2 separate regions of the Homo sapiens genome follow, and region 2 is linked to region 1. Evidence: read pairs that join two places in POLR2A ChIA-PET (ENCODE). Cell type or tissue: Panc1. All regions are shown on one strand.

Region 1 (5,000 bases):
TTGGAAGCACATTTGAGAGAAGCTTTAATTCTATGAATAATACTTTTAGACTCCAACTATTGAGAGCAAATGTGGGGTGGTGAAAAATTGCCAACTCATTTCCCCATGTTTTTCTTGTAATCTATAGATTTTTCGTGGCTTCAGTAGATTCCTTGTACAGTGATAAGTCCACTGGAAAAAGAATTTTAGAACTGGAACATATTTCTTTTAGTCACACTGTAAACCCTTTAGCCTTCCTGGTTATCACTGATTTTTGTCCCTTGGATACAATGCTAAAATGACATCTTTTAGATGCCCCTCCCCTCCATTTTAATATGGTCCTATCTCCTTGGTTTAATTGCAGGCGCATTGAACAGTCCTGGGCACTACATGTAAATTAAGCCCAAAGATGGGGAGAAAGGAAAAGGAGAGACAAATATAGTCCATACTGAGTGTCATCAACAATCCAGACTGAAGTCTTCTATTTTAATCTCAATCCCCTTTTCTGATTTGCCACCCATGCCTCTTCAGGCTGGAAACAATCTCTTGGTTCCCTAAAGCACTTTCTTCTGACTGCTGTGATTCAGTGAACCTTGCCCTTTGCTTTCTATTACTTGTGCATTTGCCTCACCTGACAATGTTTTAAATCGCCTTTGTATCTCCTTAGCTGCTCAATAAATATTTGAATGCATCAATTAAGAATGTATGTGACAATAATTTTGAAATGGAAATTGTGAGGTTTATTTTACTAGGTTATTGGAGGCAGTTAAGTTTCTTAATGCTATACCTGATTCTGCCAAAGTCCCTTGGACATTTGAAAACCTTTTCAATCTTTTAAAAATGCATAAAAGATACTTAGAGGGAAAGGTATTAATTAAATTTAGTAAAAACAAATATATTCAATGCTTTAAATTCCAAAGTAGTGATAAATACAAACATTTCAAGATATTTGCAATAGTAATGTTTTGAAATTTTGGTTACAAAGTCACAGGTCTTGCCAATACTGTTGTAGTTTCTTGCCTATATCCGTAATTTGAAGGAAATGGTGAGAGTGATTAGAGAAGTGTAATTACTGTAATTTTTTCCCCTATTGTAGTTTCTTGCCTGTATCCATAATTTGAAGGAAATGGTAAGAGTGATTAGTGAAATGTAATTACTGTAATTTTTTCCCCATTCAACTTTATATATCTTTAACTGATGACCAGATCATTGTTGTTCTGAACCAGTTTGTGGTCAGCAAGTGTTTTGTGGGGTTTTGTTTGTTTGTTTTTAAAGAACAGTTTGGGTCACTTGACATGGTTCTCCAAAGGGATGTTATGGGTTGTATTTGGTTCTGGGTGATAACCGACTTGTTAGATAATTTAGATAAGCAACCGAGTTGCCATGTTTGTTTGTCGAATCTCAAGTGTAGCTTATATTTTATGTTCCTAGAGAGGTTGTCAGGGAAGATTTGACCCTTTGGCAAATCTGTTTGAATAGAGATACTAGCCATGCTGCCCAATAGGGCTTTCTGGCCCTGAAAAAGATACGGAGTATTCTTGGAAAGTTGAAGGGAAAAAGAATAAACTGATCCATGTAGTAGCATGCAGATTATTGAGGAATTTTCTAAAGGTATCTCTCTCGGTGTATTTCTCTACTTACCTGTAATAATGCTTTTGTCTTAATAGGGTGGTTCTCTTCCCAAAGTGGAAGCCAAATTCATCAATTATGTGAAGAATTGCTTCCGGATGACTGACCAAGAGGTAACTGGATTTTCTGGGGACATGATTAAATCCAAGTTTTTTTGTGATTTATTATGATTCTGCCTTTACCCTTTTTAAGTGTTGGCTCTTTTTAAAAAGTTCCTAACCACAGATAATATTTCATTTAATGAAATACCTGAAAACTCATGTATTTAATGAAATGCATGAAGAATACAGTTGGCAGTCTGAGATGATAACTTTAGTATATTTTTCCCAGATTTCCTATAGTTGGTAAATTATTTCTTGGTTATTGAATTCAGTTTTACTTTTTTGGTACTATGTTGGTTAAGGAAATTGCTGTGGTTTTCCTTGCTGTTCCATTTGACTGCTTGGGGCAGTCTGGTCTTGGCTTTTTTGGGAGTTGGTAGAGATCTTTTTTTTTTTTTTCCTAGATCTTATGGGAAATACATTATGCCAAAATCATCCTAACATGAAATCTGGAAGCAAGACACTAAATTGTGGCTACTACCAGATACATAAGCTTGAGTTAGCTGTTAGATTTTACAGTTAGTACATGTGAAAGTCTTAGTCAACATAAAGATTATGCATTTATTTTTGCTCTTATTTACAGTTGACTCATAAGTGTAAGGACAATGTAAAAGTGGTTAAATAGGGATGTTAGGTATCGTGTGGAGAACGGATGCTGCATTTAATGGTCTTTAGGTTTCCTGTGGTCAGCTTTTTTCAAAAAATTAGGAAAATTTGGCAATTAGCTGGTTTTTTTTCTGCCATAGTATTTTGCACTTCAATTATTTAATTGCACTTCAATTTTTAGTTTTCGGGTTCGTAAAACCCTGATAATGGTTAATTTTGAGTTTAGCTTTGTGAAAGTTGTAGTGATGGGCTATAAGATGATCAGGTTCAGTCTTTGGTTGCTGTTCTGTTTTTTCTCTACATTTGAATCCTAAAGTTTAAAGTGTGAGTTTTGGGAGTTTATTTGGAATACTAAACATTGATTAATCATAAATTATTTTGAAACTCCGCGTTATGCAACTGTTTATTTAATATTGAAAATAGTGGAAAGTCAGACATAAATAACCAGCATGTACTAACAGCTAAGCAGCATAAGAGATGCATTCTTCAACTACTGCCAAGGAAAGTGATGATAAATTTAATGATTAAGTTGCAGTAGTCTTCTGTACTTTATAACAAAGGCTTGTAGCTACAAAGTCTTGTAGCTATTAAATTACTGAACCAGCACTTCTACAAGAAGTATTTTCTTTTTATAAAAAGTATTTTTGGCCAGGTTGGTCTTGAACTCCTGGCCTCAAGCAGTCCTCCCATCTTTTCCTCCCAAAGTGCTAGGATTACAGGCACGAGCCACCTTGCCCAGCCTACCAGAAGTATTTTTTTGCTCTAGAATTGAAAGTGTTCTCAAGTGTCAGAATGAAATTTCTGGAATAAATAGTAAATGTTTAATAACTTGAACTTGAATTGCTGTTACAGAGATTATCAAAACTAAATGCTTCCTGTTTTTGACATAGAGATGCATGATGCAAGCAACGACAATGTATATTTGTTTGAACCTGATGATAAGATCTCTGGCTGGGCGTGGTAGTTCATGCCTATAATCCCAGCACTTTGGGAGGCAACATGGCAAAACTCTGTCTCTACTAAAAATACTAAATTTAGCTGGGCATGGTGGCATGTACCTGTAATCCCACCTACTCAAGAGGCGGAGGCAGGAGGATCGCTTGAACCTGGGAGGCAGAGGTTGCAGTGAGCGCCACTGCACTCCAGTCTGGGTGGCAGAGTGAGAGTCTATCTCAGAAAGAAAGATTTCTATGATATTTAATATTGGCATTCGGTATTCAGTTACCTTGTACCTGAGAACCCATTGGCTGTGAAACAGTGACAGCTGAGAGAATCCTGAGTCATCTCATTTCTAGTTCTTGGTGAACTTCTGGACTTTTCTTCAGAACCACCTTGCCATGTTGGCCAGGCTGGTCTTGAACTCCTGACCTCTCAGGTGATCCAACACCTTGGCCTCTTAAAGTGCTGGGATTACAGGCATGAGCCACCATGCCTGGCCAGCTGTTTTTTTTGTTGGTTTGTTTTTTGTTTTGGTACCCATCTGTAGTGTGATCTTGGCTCACTGCAACCTCTGCCTCTTGGGCTCAGGCAGTCCTCCCACCTCAGCCTCCTGAGTAGCTGGGCCTCCTGTAGTTGCACACCACCAAGCCTGGCTAATTTTTGCATTTTTAGTAGACAGGGTTTCACCATGTTGCCCAGGCTGGTCTCAAATTCCTGAGCTGAAGTGATCTGCCCGCCTCAGTCTCCCAAAGTGTAGGGATTACAGGCGTGAGCCACCATGCCTAGCCTCAGCATATAGTTTTTTCTAAATGTACACATGCCCAGGCACACATGCACAGGCAATTCAGAATAAGTTTCTGGTGTTTATGTAACTTTATTTGCCAAATCTGGCCAACTCTAAAGCTGATCTCGGGAGATGAAGTTGGAAGTAACATTGGCCATATGGGTCTCTGTTCTTTCTGTTGATTTCCTTAAGTAAATAATGCTAAACTATTAAATAATTATTAGTATATTGTTCACATTTTTATGACTGATTAAAGTGTTTGGAATTAAATTACATCTGAGTATAAATTTTCTTGGAGTCATATCTTTATCTAGAGTTAACTCTCTGGTGGTAGAATGAAAAATAGATGTTGAACTATGCAAAGAGACATTTAATTTATTGATGTCTATGAAGTGTTGTGGTTCCTTAACCACATTTCTTTTTTTTTTTTTCCAGGCTATTCAAGATCTCTGGCAGTGGAGGAAGTCTCTTTAAGAAAATAGTTTAAACAATTTGTTAAAAAATTTTCCGTCTTATTTCATTTCTGTAACAGTTGATATCTGGCTGTCCTTTTTATAATGCAGAGTGAGAACTTTCCCTACCGTGTTTGATAAATGTTGTCCAGGTTCTATTGCCAAGAATGTGTTGTCCAAAATGCCTGTTTAGTTTTTAAAGATGGAACTCCACCCTTTGCTTGGTTTTAAGTATGTATGGAATGTTATGATAGGACATAGTAGTAGCGGTGGTCAGACATGGAAATGGTGGGGAGACAAAAATATACATGTGAAATAAAACTCAGTATTTTAATAAAGTAGCACGGTTTCTATTGACTTATTTAACTGCTTTATACTTTGTCAAAGAAATAATTAATGTAGTTAGGAATGGCAAATAGTCTTGTAAAATTCTATGAGAATGTCCCTGCCCTCCCCTTCAATATTCTCTCTGGAGCTAACCACTTTTTCATCATAAGGATTTAGTGCTGT
Region 2 (5,000 bases), 570 kb after region 1:
TTCTTGAAGCTAAAAAAAAAACAGGAAGAAGCCGAGCATAACCTATGCCTACAGTTTCAGCTACTCAGGAGGCTGAGGCAAGAGGATCACTTGAGGCCAGGAGTTAGAGGCTGCAGTGTGCTACGACTGCACCTATAAATATTCACTGCACTTCAGCCTGGGCAACATAACAAGACCTCATCTCTTAAAAACACAGAGAGAGATATCATTGTCAAAAAAACATGCAAAGGTTGGTTAAGATCCCAAGTCTAACACTATGTGACCTCTTTTGAGAATTTCGATCTTGTTGCCCAGGCTGGAGTGCAACGGCACTTTCTCGGCTCACTGCAACCTCAACCTCCCAGGTTCAAGTGATTCTCCTGCCTCAACCTTCCAAGTGGCTAGGACTACAGGCACGCGCCACCACGCCCGGTTAATTTTGTATTTTTAGTAGAGACAGGGTTTCACTGTGTTGGTCAGGCTAGTCTCGAACTCCTGACCTCAAGTGACCCACCCGCCTCGGCCTCCCAAAGTGCTGGGATTACAGGCGTGAGCCACCACGCCTGGCAATACTATGTGACCTCAAGCAAGTTATATAACCTAAGAGTCAGCTGTTTAAATGGCTGGAGAGGTACAAGACCTGCTATATTAAAAGAGACATCCAATAAACAATAGCTGTGAAATTACTAAATAAAAATCAACCTAAAACTCCAACAAAGAAGCCATATGCCACTAGAAAAGAATGGAGCTGGGAGAACAAGGAAGGGAAGGAACATGAGAGTTTACAGAGGCAGTTTAGGCAGAGGCAGTCAAGGCTTCCCCCTTTTCTTCTCAATCTACCCAAATGCAGAGAATCTGCTGCTGGCCAGCCACAGCCTGGAGATCCTGCTGCTCCTGAGCCTCAGGCTCTCTCGAGTGCTGCTGGCTAAGATGTGGTTATTACAGAGGTGGGGCCTCTAGAACAATCAGAAGAGTTTTTCTTACCCCATGCTGGTGTGAGAAAGAGCACAGGCATTACAGTAAAAATGAATAAGTAAAATGTAAGTAAATAAAATCTATCACTTTGCTATCTACGTGACCTTGGGCAAAAATTAATCACCTCCAGTTCCTACTTCTTCCCATGCTAAAATGTGGAAAACAAGTCTACCTTTCAAGGTTACAGTAAAGGTTAAAAGAAACAGGGGGTGTAAATCTGGCAAACAGTAGGTATTTAACAAATACTAGTTCTCTCCTCCCTCCTTATTTTGGCAGGATGACAAGAGAAACTCTTGGTGAATAAAAGGGATTAGGGCGAACAAAAATCATAAAGAATAGCATTTCCAAAAGTGTGTCTCTTGGATCACACAGATTTCGAACCAAATATATGGGGGGAGGAATTCTGGGATCAGAAAGTTTGGGAAATGTTGGGAAACACATTATTAAAATGATGATTATCAGGTGAGTTTCCAAAAGGAGACTATATACAGCATTTACTAACAACTCACAGGAATAATCAACCTATTAATCACTAAAACACATGAGGATGGAAGGATGGAGAGAGGGAGGGGAGGAAGGGAGGAAGAAGGAGGGGAAGGCAGCAGTTAAGGCCATGACAACTCCTTCAAAATGATAGTTGAAGTAACAGTGAGATAAAACTATCTGGACGACTTACAAGTCAACGACAGTTTTAAAATCTGGTTTAGAACCAGAGAGGGGAGAGGGGATGCTTTTTCAACTTCTGAAAGAAGTTTCTGATGCCAATTATTTAATTTTCAGGATCAAGTCAATTACGAGATGGTACTGAAACAGAAAACACCAAGAGTTTAAGTAGCAAATATACTCACTTTGGAAGTAGAAATAGCCTTTTGATATAAGATAGTAATTCTCATTTGCTCTTCCAAATTTATTCCCTCATTCGACTGGGCAACTGCTTGGCAAGCACTGTGATAGATGCTGTTATGGATTGCATATGTCCTCCAAAAAGCATGTGTTGGAAACTTAATCCCAAATCTAACAGTGCTGGGAGGTGGGGCTTAATGGTAAGTGTTTAGGTCATGAGGGCTCCACTCTCATGAATGGATTAATGCCAATTATAAAAGGGTTTCAGGCTGCAAGTTCAATCTCTTGCTCTATCAAGCAAAGCTCTCTCACGCCCTTCCATCTTCTGCTGGGATAATGCAGCAAGAAGGCCCTTTTGAGATTCAGGTCCCTTAACCTTGGACTTCCCAGCCTCCAGGTGAGCTCTAAGACATAAATCTCTGGGCCGGGTGTGGTCGTTCACGCCTGTAACCCCAGCAATTTGGGAGCCCAAGGCAGGTGGATCACCTGAGGTCAGGAATTTGAGACTAGCCTGACCAACACAGTGAAATCCCATCTCTACTAAAAACACAAAATTAGCCAGGTGTGGTGGTGCATGTCTGTAATCCCAGCTACCTGGGAGGCTAAGGCAGGAGAGTCGCTTGAACCTAGGAGGCAGAGGTTGAAGAGAGCCAAAATGGTGCAGCCTGGGCAACAAGAGTAAAACTCCAACTCAAAAAAAAAAAAAGAAATCTCTGGCCAGGCAGGGTGGCTCACGCCTGTAATCCCAGCAATTTAGGAGGATGAGACAGGAAGATCACTTGAGCCCAGGAGTTTAAGACCAGCCTGGGCAACATAGGGAGACCCCACCTTCACAGAAAATTTAAAAATTAGTCGGGTATGGTGGCACGTGTGGATCGCTTGAACCCTGCCTAGAAAGGTGAGGCTGTAGTGAGCCATGACTGCACCACTGCACTCCAGCCTGGGCAACAGAGCAAGACCATGTCTCAAAAAAAAAAAAAAAAGAAAGAAAGAAAAGAAAAAAGAAAGAGGAAGAGAAAGAAATCTCTGTTCTTTATAAATTACCCAGTCTCAGGTATTTTGTTATAGCAGCACAAAACAAACTAAGACAGATGCTGGGAATGAATATGCCATGAACTGAAGATGACAAAACAGATATGATCCTCGCCCCCATGGAGATTACTTTCTAATAAGAGCTGATTGTCTAGCAGGGGATTACGCAATACATTTGTGTATCAGTCCGTTTCATGCTGCCAATAAAGACATACCTGAGACTGGGCAAGTTACAAAAGAAAGAAGTTTAACTGGACTTACAGTTCCACATGGATGGGGAGGCCTCATAATCATGGCAGAAAGCAAGGAGGAGCAGGTCACATCTTAAGTAGAATGGCAGCAAGCAAAGAGAGAGAAGCTTGTGCAGGGAAACTCCCCTTTTTAAGAAAGATCAGATCTCGTGAGACTTATTCACTATCACGAGAACAGCATGGGAAAGACCTGCTCCCATGATTCAATCACCTCCCACGGGGTCCCTCCCACAACACATGGGAATTCAAGATGAAATATGGGTAGGGATACAGCCAAACCATATCAATTTGTAAACTACAGTTACATTAACAGCTGTAAAAATAAAAAAAGAACTGACTGCTGCTAGAGCATGACAAGGGAACTTAATCTATAAGGGTACCTAGGGGACCCAGGCATGGCTCCTAAGGAGTTGACACTTCAGCTCAACTCTAAAGGACAAGCAGAGGTTAACTAGACAAGGAAGAAAGGGTGACCCCTCCCTAATAATGAGAACAAATTATAATGCTTGTTGTAACCCTCAAGCAGGTTCAGAGGAACAGAGAAAAAGAAAAAAAAATCACTGTGACTCAAGTGCAGAAAGCGAGGGTGAAAAAGAGCAAAAATAGACAAGACTCAGGAGGAAAACAGAGGTGTCAAAGTTGGGGTTACTGACTGATGCAACCAAAATCATCAAAGGAATATCAAAGTAAAAGACAAACTACATTGGCACTTGAAACCTGTCCAGTGGTGCCCTCCACATATATAAGTTTTTTCAAGGTATTTCTATAAACATAATACAGGAAAAAACTGGACGAGAAATAGGGTTCAGTGCATATTAAGAAATAAAAGCCCACCTGAGAAGGGGAAGGAATTCCCAACAGAACCCCACCTCAAAGCAGCAAAGGCTAGTAGTAGGAGTGAGAGTCCTTGAAGCTGTCAGTGAAGCCAACAGCAACTGATCCTAAAGTGTCTCACAGAGAGCATCCAGAGCCAGAGTCTACGCAGAGAAGGGACCCAATTTCCATTTGCCATGGACAGTATGCAGAGTGAGGCAAACACTTCCACAGCTGGCTTTTAACAAAAATGGCCATTTCAATCACAAAAGGGCAGCAGCAGTGCCCCAGTCACGACAAAATCAGAAGTTCCTCACCCTAGTGATTTCCTTCCGCTACACTCCCCCATGCACCTAGAAGCAGCAGAGCAGAACTACAGCTAATTTTAACACTTCTCTTTCTTCACAAAAGAAATACGAATAGCCACAAACATTAGAAAAATACATCCAATGTCACTAGTAACTTAAATCTTTAAATCTTTAATTAAACTGAGATTTTTTGATTTATTAAAACCCTAAAATGGCATAAACATGAAGAAAGCATGTTTCATGCAGAGAATATAGTCTGTCATGTCACATCATGTTCATAAAGGTTAAGAACAGTGGGTAAAACCTTTGGCTATATGAAATACTCATGCTCTTAAAAAAAGTTAGAGACCATCCTGTGCAACATAGGGAGACCCCATTTTGTCTCTACAAAAACCCTATATTTTGTCTCTACAAAACTTCAAAAATTAGCCAGTCATGGTGTTGCATGCCTGTAGTCCCAGCTACTCAGTCAACTGAGGTGGATCACTTGAGCCTGGGAGGTCAAGGTATGAGCCACAATCATGCTACTGCATTCCAGCCTGGGAAACAAAGACCCTCTCTCAAAAAATAAATATATACATACATAATACATACATACATACATACATATGTACATGTATATGTATAGATGAAGGAAGGGAAGAATACATACCATATATTAATAGTAGTTATAATGGAAACTTTGTTCTTTTTCCATCTTACTTTACGTTTTTCATTACATTTTTCCATCTTATTTTACATTATATTTATTTTCATTTTTTCTATAATAAATGTGAATTGCTTCTGTAAAAAAAGGTAA

The links. ChIA-PET counts read pairs that join two places held together with the same protein. Peaks named below come from ENCODE experiments on the same cell type or tissue, not always from the same donor. Only the 100,000 strongest peaks of a DNase experiment are listed, where the experiment ranks them.
Region 2: POLR2A ChIA-PET joins it to region 1 with 5 read pairs; 3 of 35 experiments call an interaction of 5 or more read pairs at or near these places.

The regions. Positions count from the first base shown.
Region 1 is chr5:171,406,054-171,411,053 of GRCh38, forward strand. It overlaps NPM1 (nucleophosmin 1), which reads left to right. Exons shown (of 11, transcript NM_002520.7): 10 at 1,647-1,721; 11 at 4,474-4,847. The coding sequence ends at 4,512. Among named protein-coding and RNA genes, the nearest start is that of FGF18, 11 kb to the right of the region's middle. In Panc1, no CTCF peak of the experiment used is centred here; no DNase peak of the experiment used is centred here; H3K27ac peaks cover 303 bases.
Region 2 is chr5:171,974,546-171,979,545 of GRCh38, forward strand. All of the region lies in intron 1 of FBXW11 (F-box and WD repeat domain containing 11), which reads right to left. Among named protein-coding and RNA genes, the nearest start is that of FBXW11, 30 kb to the right of the region's middle. In Panc1, no CTCF peak of the experiment used is centred here; no DNase peak of the experiment used is centred here; H3K27ac peaks cover 2,430 bases.